Linked DNA regions of Homo sapiens: region 1 is linked to region 2. Evidence: chromatin loops called from intact Hi-C (ENCODE). Cell type or tissue: HepG2. All regions are shown on one strand. Links, peaks and the distances in the headings refer to the core of each region. The heading gives the core; the rest is flanking DNA. Region 1 holds the start of LINC02008 (long intergenic non-protein coding RNA 2008). Region 2 has its middle 76 kb from the start of LINC02008.

Region 1 (2,811 bases), core at 160-2,659, 76 kb after region 2:
GCCTTTGCATTTACTCATCATTTGCTATAATCATCATTTTTGGACTGATGTTCTGTCAATTCAAGAAATAATTTTTCTTATTCAAGCATTTGACACTGATGATTTGCCGTAAATTGAGCATTTTTTTTCTATTACAGCAATTTGCAGATTATTATTTTTTGAGATGGAGTCTCGCTCTTGTCACCTAGGCTGAAGTGCAATGGTGTGAACTCGGCTCACTACAATCTCTGCCTCCTGGGTTCAAGCGATTCTCCTGCCTCAGCCTCCTGAGTAGCTGAGATTACAGGTGCCTGCCACCATGCCCGGCTAATATTTGTATTTTCAGTAGAGACGGGGTTTTGCCATGTTGTATTTTCAGTAGAGATGGGGTTTCGCCATGTTGGCCAGGCTGGTCTCGAACTCCTGACTGAGGTGATCTGCCCACCTCAGCCTCCCAAAGTGCTGGGATCACAGGTGTGAGCCACCGTACCCAGCCAATTATTTTTTTACTTAAAGTCTTATTTCAGTCTTTAGGAGAAAAACATTTTAGTTACCCCTCACTGTAAAATTCTGCCATATTAAATGACTCAATGAATGAGGACTTCCCCTGCATACTGGATACAATAAATTCTTTTTCTGAAATAGCGATGAATTTTGCTGTAGACTGAATAATTGGCTTCAATTCTTTACCTCTCCCAGTGACCACATTTTCACTATGGTTTTTCATGGGCAGAAGTTTTTTTCTGCCCTTTGAGTTGGGGCTTAGAATATGGCTTGCTTTAGTCAACAGCACATTGTCGAAAGTGATGTTGTATTTTTAAAAGATGGAATGAATGATTGAGATCATACGATCATCTCAATACATGCTGAAAAAGCACTTAACAAAATTCAACATTCTTTTATGATAAAAACTCTGCCCAAATTAGGTATAGAAAGAGAGTACTTCAATGTAATAAAGGCCTTCTAGGACAAACCTATCGCTAACATCATATTTCACTATGAAAAGCTAAAAGCTTTTCATATAAAATCACGAACAAGATAAGAGTACCCTCCCCTCAAGTCAATATAGCGCTTGAAGTCCTAGCTAGAATAATTAGGCAAGAAGGCATAATAAAAGGCATACAATTCAAAAAGGAAGTAAAATTATCTCTATTTGCAGATGACATGATCCTATTTGCAGAAAACTTAAAAGACTTCACCAAGAAACTGTTAGAATTAATGAATACATTCAATAAAGTTGCAGGATATAAAATCAACATACAAAAATCGGATGCATTTTTATACACTAAACAATGAACTATCTAAAAAAATTTTTAATCCCATTTACAATGGCATCATAAACAATAAAATACTTAGGAATAAATTTAGTCAAGGAGGTGAAAGATCTGTACACTGAAAAGCATAAACCAATGATGAAAAAAATGGAATAAATCACAAATAAATGGAAAGATATCCATTCGAAGAATTCTTGAGAGAATCACTTGAACCTGAGAAGTTGAGACTGCAGAAAGCCAAGATCACGCCACTCAACTCTAGCCTGGGTGATGATGAGACAGTCCGGTGGGAGAGGGTCTCTGGAAAACCTCCAACTAGCCTGCCCCCTAGAGTGGAGATTCGGGAAGTTCCTGACATTTGCAGCGGGGAAGAGCCTGGCCCCTCCTCTTCCTGTGTGGAAACTGGGATTTGAACGGCGGGCAGGAAGTACTCGAGTAGGGAGTCTGGCCTAGTGAAAGTCTCTGTTTCCTCCTTTTCTTACTTTTCACTCAATAAAACCCTGCTTTACACACCCTTCAAACCATCTGTGAGCCTGAATTTTTACGGCCATGGGACAGACAAGGATCCTGTCTTTATCTAAACTAAGGAAAAGTCCTGCAACATTTGTGGTGCACAACGTGGGGCTCGAGAAGTGGTAAGTGAAATGGGGACTCAAAACCTCTCACTGTTGCTCCTAAGCATTTTTATCCTTGGAGTTCAGAGGGTGGGGGTAACATGCCCCCCAAACCCTATTGCTCCCGGGGGGCCTGGGGAAAGGCCCTTTCTTTCCTTTTTCAGAATGAGCAGGCAAGTGGGGGCTCCTCGCTCCCCCTCCCCTCCTCTCCCTGCCAGGGCTGGGACACATGGCCCAGGGGTCCCACACAGCTAGTTGGCTGGCTGGTTCCCAGCCACAAGCTGCTGCAGCCTTCCCCTTCCCCAGCCAAAGGGTTTTACTCCATGGGACAGTAATGAAGCTTAAACTTTTCTCCCCGGTGAAGGAACCACTTGCATAAGAATAAGAGGTTTTCACAGGCTTTTTTTTTTTTTTTTTTTTTTTTTTTTGAGACGGAGTCTGGCTCTGTCGCGCAGGTGGAGTGCAGTGGCGCGATCTCGGCTCACTGCAAGCTCCGCCTCCCGGGTTCACGCCATTCTCCTGCCTCAGCCTCCCGAGTAGCTGGGACTACAGGCGCCCGCCACCACGCCCGTCTAATTTTTTGTATTTTTAGTAGAGATGGGGTTTCACCGTGTAAGCCAAGATGGTCTCGATCTTCTGACCTTGTGATCCACCCGCTCGGCCTCCCAAAGTGCTGGGATTACAGGCCTAAGCCACTGCGCCAGGCCAAACAGGCATTTTTAACTGTTTCTTTTCTTTGCTTTTCTCCACCCTGCGGGCAGTTAGCTTTTAAAGTTTTTTTTTTTCTTTTAGAAGACTTTTTACTAGGCCACCCCCCCCCTCACCACACCCCCAAATATCGCTGTGGGTATTCTCTGCAAAGTTTTGGCTGAAATCAAGCTTCCATCTTTTTTTTTTTTAATCCTGAGGGCATGGCTTGTAACTCCTGTGGCATGGCTTCCTTT
Region 2 (2,811 bases), core at 42-2,541:
TGAAACCCCATCTCTACTAAAATACAAAAAATTAGCCAGGCATGGTGGCGTGTGCCTGTAGTCCCAGCTAGTCGGCTGAGGCATGAGTATCACTTGAAGCCAGGAGGCAGAGGTTGCAGTGAGCCAAGATCGTGCCACTGCACTCCAGCCTGAGCAACAGAGTGAGACTCCGTCTCAAAAAAACAAAACAAAACAAAACAAAAAAAGCAAAGCAAAACAAAACAAAAAGTCTGTATCTTTCCTGAGTCCCACAGTCTCAATGGTGCTCCCAGCATTGGGTAAGTCATCCTATATGTTTGCAAATTTGCAGTCTCCAGGCTCCAGTTCCCTGAAGGAAAGTTAAAGTGAATCCTTCAATTTTATGATCCTTCCCCCACCCCCCACCTCCCACTGGTGTTTTCACTGTTACACAAACTCCTAAGAAAGCTCATCTTAGAAATACAAACATTTTAAAATAATAAATGTAATTGTGTATATTTAAGGTATACAATATGATGTTATGGAATACATATACCATAGATAGTAAAATGGCTGCTATAGTGACTCAATTTAACATGTCCATTTTCTCATATAGTTACCTAATTTTTTTTGTTTTTGTGTCAAGAGCAGCTAAAATCTATTCATTTAGCAAGAATACCAAATACAGTATAATGTTATTAACAATAGCCCTCAAGTTGTATATTAGATCTGTAGACTTGTTCATCCTACGTATCTAAACTGTTTTTCCTATTTTACAGGTAGCATCATTTAAATCTAAATTGAGGAAAGAACATTCCTTCTGTTAGTAAAGCTAAGTGCTGCCAGTGAGTCGACAGCATTGTACACTGGAGCCCTTGGGGTCTGGCATCAGCCCAGAGACCTTAGTAGCTTTTAATGGTTGCATTCTCTGTTGAATGGGGAATGGCATGAGTCTTAATTCCTGGGATTCAGATTTTCCTCTGATGCAAAGGAAAGGGGTTGAAATTCCTGTCACCACATCTATATGGGAGTTCCTTTAAAGTCAAGCCAAAAGCTCATTTAATTAAAAAAAATTGCTTTTATTTCAACATAAAAGGTTTTTGACCTTAGGCAATTTATATTACTCCAAACGTAGTTTTGTTATTTAGCAACTGGCAATTATATAAGCTAGTCATTCTCCAAATATTGGGAAGCATTTAATATACAGCATTTTGTTTGTACCTCTAACTTAATCTTCACCTCATTCTACCTTGTGCTGTAATTACATAATTAGTCATGTATTAAGGATCTTTAATGAGACAATTTCTGCTAAGCATGGTGAGGGAAATATGTGATCTTCCCACCGTCCGGGAAGCATGTGCATACGGATGTATTTTTCTCTCTTCCACTAGGTGGCGACATCCTTGAAATGGGGGCCTTACTAATTATTGTATCTCCTATAACATGTAGCACAAAACCTTGTTCATCATCAATATCCAAAATAATTCAGAGATTAGCCACAAGAACGGAGGATGAAAAAATCATTTTCACAAAATTTGCAAGCCTATTACTGAAGTACATATCATCATACACTGACCTTTCTCTCAAAATGATCAGAGAATAGTTCAGATCTTTGACTCCTCTAGTCCAATCATAGACCTTGACATTTTAACCAGGAACAAAAATTAGTGTGGCTTTTTTATCATGGCTTGTTGCTTGTAATCAAGTTTCAGTCATTGCTTCTGGTCAATCAGAATTATCACCTCCCAGGACCTATAGGTGAGGGTTATTTTTTTTCAAAAGAAGTTCTCATAATTTCTTCAGTGTGTTTGTCTGCTTTTCTTTGTCTGGTATGATACTTTCCAGGCTGTGGATGCTTAACAAATGTTAAATGATAATTCTTTATTGACCTGACTGGGTTTTGGGAGCTCACAAAATTTTCAGGGAAGTGTTTTAAATGTTTTGTAATCTTTAGGATTTTAAAATAGAATTATGATGACCTTTCCAAAGCAAGAAAGCAGGAAGTTGCTGTAAGCTTAAGGCCAAGCAGTTAAAACTAATATGATTGGTCTCTTTTGGCTCATTAATTGCATCTAAGTGGATACAGAGAGCGGAAGCTTTTGTTAAATAACTGACACAGTTAATTCCAATTCGTAATATGTTCTGGGAATGGTATTATAATAAAACACAAAATGGCCTCCATGGTTTAAAATGGAGTGCAAAGTCAAGCAAATGCTGCATGGAGAGCCAAACTAATAACTCAGATTCTCCCCATATCCTCAGTGTCAGTGTAGATGCCAATTATGACGCTTATAAGCTTACGGTGGCTTCATTACTGCCAAGACCATAGGAAAGGAGATCCTGTCAGTAGCCCTATACCACAGGTATTTTCTATTGCTGCTGTAAAACAAAATGCCAAAAATGTAGTGACTTAAAACAACACAAATTTGTTATCCTACAGTTCTGGAAGTCAGAAGTCCCAAAGGGATCTTACTGGGCTAAAGTCAAAGTGTCAGTAGAGCTGTATTTCTTCTGGAGGCTCTAGGAAAGAATCTGTTTCCTTGCCTTTTCCAGTTTTTAGAGGCTTCTTACACTCTTCGGCTAATGGTATGATTCCTCCATCTCTAAGGTCAGCAGTATAGTATTTTCAAATCTGTCTCCTACTCTGACATCCCTGCCTCCTTCTTGTAGGGACCCTTATGACTGCCTTTGGCCCGACTGGATAATCTTCTGCTCTCAATATTCCTAACTTAAATTACATCTGCAGAGGCAAGGTTTCTTTTGCCATGTAAAGCAACATATTCACAGGTTTCAAGGATTAGAGCTTGGACATCTTTGATGGTGGGTGGGGGAAGAGGTCATTATTTTGCTTGT

Evidence for each region. A loop is a pair of places that touch in the nucleus more often than their neighbours do. Peaks named below come from ENCODE experiments on the same cell type or tissue, not always from the same donor. Only the 100,000 strongest peaks of a DNase experiment are listed, where the experiment ranks them.
Region 1: it touches region 2 in a loop (2.4-fold over the local background); 3 of 110 quality-filtered maps call a loop at or near these places.

What each region holds. Positions count from the first base shown.
Region 1 is chr3:81,984,494-81,987,304 of GRCh38, forward strand. LINC02008 (long intergenic non-protein coding RNA 2008) reads left to right here and starts at 1,649. Exons shown (of 9, transcript NR_147146.1): 1 at 1,649-1,888. RefSeq lists an enhancer at 1,465-1,759. In HepG2, for the core only: a CTCF peak has its summit at 1,587 (motif pointing left); a DNase peak (open chromatin) is centred at 1,638; H3K4me3 peaks cover 1,162 bases.
Region 2 is chr3:81,909,100-81,911,910 of GRCh38, forward strand. No RefSeq gene overlaps it. Among named protein-coding and RNA genes, the nearest start is that of LINC02008, 76 kb to the right of the region's middle. In HepG2, for the core only: a CTCF peak has its summit at 1,337 (motif pointing right); a DNase peak (open chromatin) is centred at 1,352.